Regions from separate parts of the Homo sapiens genome. Here region 1 is linked to region 2. Evidence: chromatin contacts called from ENCODE Hi-C or POLR2A ChIA-PET data. All regions are on one chromosome and are shown on one strand. Each heading gives the region's core, a stretch centred on a gene start or an enhancer-like site at or near the end of the contact. The rest is flanking DNA. Distances are from core to core; before and after follow the strand shown. Region 1 overlaps MBNL1 (muscleblind like splicing regulator 1). Region 2 overlaps MBNL1 (muscleblind like splicing regulator 1).

Region 1 (3,433 bases), core at 643-3,142, 93 kb after region 2:
GGAAGAACCAGAACTCCAAATCAGCTCTTCTGATTTCAAATGTAAAACTTCATTCACGATACACGATACATGCTAGCAATTTAATACCAAACTTGGTAGAAATGACAATGACTACTAATATATACAACAGAAGCCAAAAGAAGGGAGAGAGATAGGGGGTGAGTGGGATTTATTGGAGGTACCACTACTGCATTGCTTGTGGTTAGCTCAGAGTGAGGTGTGTGTAAGTGAAGGAGAAACCCCTGAATATTGATTCTAGAGAAGATAAGATGGTCTCTTTTACAGAGCTGAGAACGGATGCTATTGCTCTTTTATGTCCATGGGGTAGACACTAAACATTAATAATGTATACCTGGAGACAAGAAAATTCTACACTTCAGATACAAATGTCTTCTCAATTAAGATTGTTAATCAATTTTGAATAGATTATGAAGTTCTAGATACTCCGTAGCTGATTTTGAAAGATTAATTGTCAAGGAAGTGGTCTTTGAGCATGATTTTTTTAAATTTATTCATCAGCCCTCCGAGCAACAGGAGCCTACATTTTCTTCAGAGCTTTTCTTAGAGAAGCTTAAAATATGTCTGCAGAAAACTTCCACGTAGGTAAAATGCAATGCCGCTTTAAAAGTATAAAACTGATGTATGCTGACTATGCACACAGTAAGACTGATCTAGATAAACTGCTAAAACAGTATCTGAAGAGCAATGAAGGAGACAGAATACTGTCTGAAACATTTCAAAGCAATATAGTCAGGCCAATTTTTTATCAGGGTGGTGCAAAAGTAATTTCAGTTTTTGCGATCTTTTTTTAAAACTGCAATTACTTTTGCACCAACCTAATTAACAGCTGATAAAACCATTAAAAATCTGTCAGAAAGAAAGCACTGAGGGTTTGAAATGACATAAAGGATTTTTTTCTTTTACATGTACTAAAGCTGTTCTCTATTAATATTGGTTACTTTTTGGCACAGAGAAATCACAAATATTAAGCTGACTTATAAAAAGAAAACCCAAAGTCAAAACAATTAAAAAAAATTATAATCTTGGTTCTGCTGTCTCAAAATATTTCCTTTGAGAAAAATTACAGGAGTGTGTTTCTCTAATTGTGCTTCTTTTTTTAGGTTTTCTTTCTTTGTTCCCTACTATCCTAGGAAAAGAAATGTTTTCCTTCAAGAAATTCAAATACATTCAACAGTAACTTTATTAAATGAATATATTCATTAACAATATATAATACACATAAAATATGTGTATTGATTATATTAACTGTGTATTGACCACCTTTTATATGTAGCCTAGATATAGCGAGAATACTTGGATCCAGCCTTTAAGAATTTGATGTTTAATTAAAGGTATAAAACTAACACACAAATAACTATATATAAAAAAGGAAGCGAGAAGTACACAGTAGAGGTAACAAGAAAGCTTGGTAAGTTAAAGAGAGAGGTCAAGGTTAGTTTCAAAAGGGATAAGAAATGGAAGGTTGGTCTGGAAGGACAAGTTTCATTTGGTTAGAGACAAAAAGGAGTAGAAATCCAAACTGTAGAAATCCAGACAGTAATGGCAGGGATGTGGGAAAGCACTGCATATCAACACTGGAAGAACTGGTCTGTATGGAACACCTGTATGTAATGGGGCTGGCAGAAGATGACCCTGGAACTTTGGGCTGAAGCCAAATCAGTAAGGGCCTTAAAGGCAGGCTAAAGAATTCAGCCTTCACTTTTTTAGTAATTGGAATTCACCCATTCAAGACTTCACCCAAGGGCAGAGTCAGTATATTTAACTAAACACCCAAAGGGCTAAGAATAAGACAGTGTATGGGATCTGAAGAAATCTTATTAAATAAACTCAGGACTTTTTCACTTCCTAAAGCTTCTGCTTCAGTTGCCAGGAAGCTGAGAGATAAATTTAGTGCTCAATTTCATCATAAGTACTTGTTTCATTTCTTTGCCTTCTAATTGATTAAAAACACCACCACCAACAACAACAACAGTCCTATCTGATGTGCACTTTACTTTTGTAAGCTTGATGGGGTATATATCACACGTAAATAAAATTAAAGTAACATTTGTCTTGATACCAGGGAAAGTTGTAGATGCAACACTTAGGTTTCAGAAGAGAGAAGGTAATTTATAATTTCCCCACCAAGTAAAGCTCATTCCCCAATAAACATTACAATGAAAGATGGCTGCATTGAATTAAAAAACTCAGTTACTGCAGTTGGTGATTGCTCTAAAATCTACAAGCACTGGGTTCAGCAACCTATCTTCCTGCCTGGCTGTCCAGTTTGACCTTCCATGTGAATCTGTGCTCCTATCATGATGCCAAAATGACCTTCTGAAACTTACAAGGCTTCCAAAGCTGCAGATATTTTCAGCTGTATCAGCCCTGGCTGTCACAGCATTCTGCATAGTGAGTGGCAAAACTGGAGCCTCCTGTACTGGCCTGACCTTTTAAACTCACAATATTTTGCTGCTACTCAAAATGAGTTTTCTCTTCCCGTATTATTTTGTGATGCTATTTCTCTTGTTTAATTGTAAAGCATTGATTCTAAGCATAAAATGGCATTTTTCTTTACATGAAAATAAAATCCTTCCTTCGTGCATAGTAAATCTAACATTGGTAGATGCTGTAAAATAAATATTTACTGGCATCTAGATGCTGTAAAATAAATATTTACTGGCATCTATAAATAATTTTTTTTTAATTATTGAAAATCTTGTGGCAACAAAACCTAATAAAATGTCACTATTTCTGCAATGGCCAATTTGAAAATTGAGAGATGTCTAAATTTTATAACTGTTTACTATCTGTTTATGTTTACCATTATGTATTCAATATCTAGCACAGTGCCTAGAATATTAAAAATTCAAATTAATATTAGGTGAATGTAACAGAATCTGCATGTTTAATATATTTCATTTACCACAGTACTATTAAACTGAAATACAGGTGCTTAATTTTCTTGCCAAAAAATTAGTATATTAGCATGGAATCTTTAATCTGAATACACACACACACACATGTCCCTAAGAATTCTTGGTACTTAAAGGTAAAATCATTTTCAAATCCATTGATATCAGGTCACTGACAAGCTGAAAACTGTTATATGAATAAGTTAAAACTTTAAATTTGCATAGGTATATTAGAATACCTTTATTTTGTTTCTAATTAGGGTCTGTGGATACTATATTTTCACAAGCCCATACTTGTATTCAATACAGGGAATCACAAAATGGTATCAATATTTCAGAGCAAATTTGTCAACTAACGCATTAGTTGGAGAATGGATCCCTTAGCTTCATACATTTATTCTATTTCATTTTTAGCTACAACTTGTGTACCACTTCACAATCATTTATGGAATATATATATAGACACATAGGGATATGACACAAAAACATGCACACATACACACATGGACATGCTCTAA
Region 2 (3,268 bases), core at 1-2,500:
CTTAACATCACCAATAGGTTCTTAGAAACTGTTACTTTACATAAAACAATATACAGCAGGTCCTCAAATAATATCGTTTCCTTCAAGGTCATTTAGTTATAACACTAATGAGAAAAACAATTGGTTTTGTTATACTCCATTTCATGTCAAGTCATAGTTTCCAAGAATCCACGGAAGACAGTAAGCGAAGATTTCCTATACCTTATCCTTGTGTCCATCATTTGATAGCTCAACCTATTATGAAACAATAGATTAACATGATAGATCTGATCATAGATCAAATTTAGGTCACTGTAGAAGTCAGTTAATTTACTCAATGTTAAATAATTTTAAACAATACCAAAGATTCTGAAACATGAATGTGGCCTCCAAATATGTTAATGTGTGTCACAATATAGGTTTCAATTCCATCAACAATTTGCCTTTGAACACATAATGACAACAAACATTTCTTGCTATATAATGTGTACTATACACAGTTCTAAGAGCTTCACATGTATTAGACCCTAAAATTCTATTCAATAGGCCTTTTATTGTCCCCAAATAAGAGATAATACAATATAAATTAACAGGTTAATTTACTAACGGTCTATGGCTGACGAGTGGAGGTGTTGGGGCTTGAATTTAATTTCGGTTCTATAACCACCTGATGGGTCCTAGCTATTACACGACTTCTATATGATCTACAGGTTCAGGTCTCTGCAGACAGTATAGAGGACAGCAGTAGGTAGTTTCAAATCAACCCAGATTCAAAGGCCCACATAAAAACAAGGACCAGGCCAATTCAATGAAAAAAGCATCTTATCTAAGCATAATTCTATTAAATGTAGTAAAATATCATCTTATCAAAAATGAGAAAACCTTTGAAAAAAGGAACAACCACAACCATCATTAATGGCTTCTCACTCACAATGAAAATCTTTCAACTACTTGGAATAGCCTCACTGTTTTTGCTGTATTATCCTCACTGCCACAGTTTTGGGGCTTTGTTTTAAAACAACAAGTTCGCATGTAAATCACTAGCCACAAACTCAACTTCATGTAACATTTTAAGTCTAGGGGAAGTACGGGGAAAAGGGAACAAAAGGGAAAAGAGGAAGTGAGGAAATGAAACTAGCAAAAAATAGGGAACAAAAAGCATGCAGACTTCAGGTGAAGCAGCGAGACCCATTTTCCCCAAGAAGAGATATATATGTATGTGTGTGTGTATGTGTGTGTGTGCGCATGCACGTGTGTGTGTGCGTATATATATAGAGAGAGTGCGTGGCACCCCTCAGCTCATCTGCTAGGAGATGGACGTGCAGCTAATGACATGAGGCTTCTGCATTCTTTACAGCAGCTCTTATTCCTAAAAACATACTATTAGCCAAAAAAAAATGTTCTTTAGATTCCTTGGGCTTTTGCTCTCCTCTTAGCTATATTTAATATATGATCATCTACATAACAATCTGACAAATGGAAAATTTCCAACAACCATTAGTCAGCAAGTCTTGTCCACCATAAACATCACATTTTACTTCTAAAACAGCTTCTTATTTTACGGATGAACCACACATAACTACACTCTCAAGAGCTTCTTTTTTAAGAGAGTCTAACTATGAAGAGAAAACTATATCACTGTATTAGACAAAAGATTAAAACAATGGAGATAAACAATTAAAGCATAATTCAATGTATGTTTCCTCGAGATAATATGTGAGACTTTTCTGAGACATCTGAGTCAAATACTTGTATAATCCGAAAAAGTTAACAAAATATAGTCTTTTCTCAAGAAAAAAATCTTACATTTTAAATATTTCTATCATAAATAGAAACTATTTCTGAACTTGAAAACTTTTGTAAAGTATGTCATACTACACTTAAAACTAAAAACTTATTAATATATTCATGCATCTTATAGTTGGAATATAAGATACCATGGGTATGATACCGGCCTGACAGTATGAGTTCTGAGCAGAAATATATAAAGAAAAATGGAGAAATTTATCCAGGAAACAAAGAATTGGTATCTAAACTTAGATTTTTCTGAAGGCTAAAGGGAAATAAATGTGGCTAACATTGCATCTCAAAATCTGGTTAATACTGTTGTTTAATTTAAGGATATATCTTATTCTTATTAAACAACAGTATTAAACCAGTTGGAAAATATTCCTTTCAAGATGGAAAAAGATATAGAAATTTAAGTACTCAGTCTTTTTTTTTTTTTGAGACAAGGTCTTGGCTCCATCACCCCGGCTGGAGTGTAGCAGAGCAATCACGACTCACTGCAGCCTCAACCTCCAGGGCTTAAGCAATCCCCCCACCTCAGACTCCCAAGTAGCTAGGACTACAGGCACACATCGAAGACCTGGCTAACTTTTTTGTTTTGTTTGTAGATATTGAGAAGAATAGCCTGGGGCTTACTGGTTTCATTGCTGAATTTTTACCAAACATGTGAAGAAGACCTAATACCAATCACTATGTTGCTCAGGCTGGTCTTGAACTCTGGCCTCAAGTGATCCTCCCCACTTGGCCTCCCAAAGTGCTGGGATTACAGGCATGAGCCACCACACCCAGATCTAAATCTTTATTATTATAATCATTATTTATTTTTACAAGTACCTTATACAAGATGCTATAAATATTTGTATGCATAATTCAACAGTAATCAGTGGTGTTTATCTAAACTAACTGATAATCTACAGATTGCAGTGCATTTATGATTTCAATGGAATTAATCTAATTCTCCACACTTAATTGTGAGAATAGCTATAAACAGATTGTCAAGAGGAGCCTTTTAGTGCCAATGCTTTACTTGAGGAAAAAAATTTCTTTTGGGCAAACCCATCTTTATTCATTGCAGAATACAACGATTCTCAAAAGTAGCTTAACAACCCCAACTCCGCTGGGTAAGTGTGGTGGCACACGCCTGTAATCCCAGCTACTTGGGAGGCTGAAGAAGGAAGGCTGCTTGGGGCCAGGAGTTTGAAACCAGCCTAGACAACATAACAAGAGTCTGTCGCGAAAAAAAAGCAAACAGGCAAACAAAAAATAACCTCAACTTCTTATAATATGCATGTCTTAGAAGATATCTTCTTTGCCACATAAATAAAATATGAAAATAACAGACAAGTTCCAAGAAATAATATAATGAAATCAACTCTTCTTTGCTCATGGGAAAAATAATTACTTCCATTTCCTGAGTCCTCTTTTGACCTATGAGAACACAAAGGATTTGCCGCCAGTGGGCAGAAGACAGTGGGTGTGGCAATTTATACATGCCATGTTA

What was found. Hi-C counts contacts between places; a loop is a spot of excess contacts on that map. ChIA-PET counts read pairs that join two places held with the same protein, here RNA polymerase II (POLR2A). Pooled maps may share reads with other maps.
Region 1: a map with no recorded cell type shows a loop between it and region 2 (3-fold over the local background). The contact joins two enhancer-like sites. A Hi-C loop is called at or near these places in 7 of 168 maps with a recorded cell type or tissue (CD4-positive, alpha-beta T cell, Calu3, HepG2 and 4 more), 15 of 37 single-sample maps with no recorded cell type and 6 of 50 pooled maps. POLR2A ChIA-PET finds 5 or more read pairs at or near these places in 9 of 52 experiments (AG04449, Caco-2, GM12878 and 6 more).

Annotation. Positions count from the first base shown.
Region 1 is chr3:152,281,936-152,285,368 of GRCh38, reverse strand. All of the region lies in intron 1 of MBNL1 (muscleblind like splicing regulator 1), which reads right to left. Among named protein-coding and RNA genes, the nearest start is that of MBNL1-AS1, 14 kb to the right of the region's middle. Within about 2 kb of position 1,892, at least 4 of the 41 ENCODE cell types and tissues checked have a DNase peak (open chromatin) inside an H3K27ac peak, as active enhancers do.
Region 2 is chr3:152,374,758-152,378,025 of GRCh38, reverse strand. The region is part of intron 2 of MBNL1 (muscleblind like splicing regulator 1); the gene reads right to left. Among named protein-coding and RNA genes, the nearest start is that of MBNL1-AS1, 110 kb to the right of the region's middle. Within about 2 kb of position 1,250, at least 14 of the 41 ENCODE cell types and tissues checked have a DNase peak (open chromatin) inside an H3K27ac peak, as active enhancers do.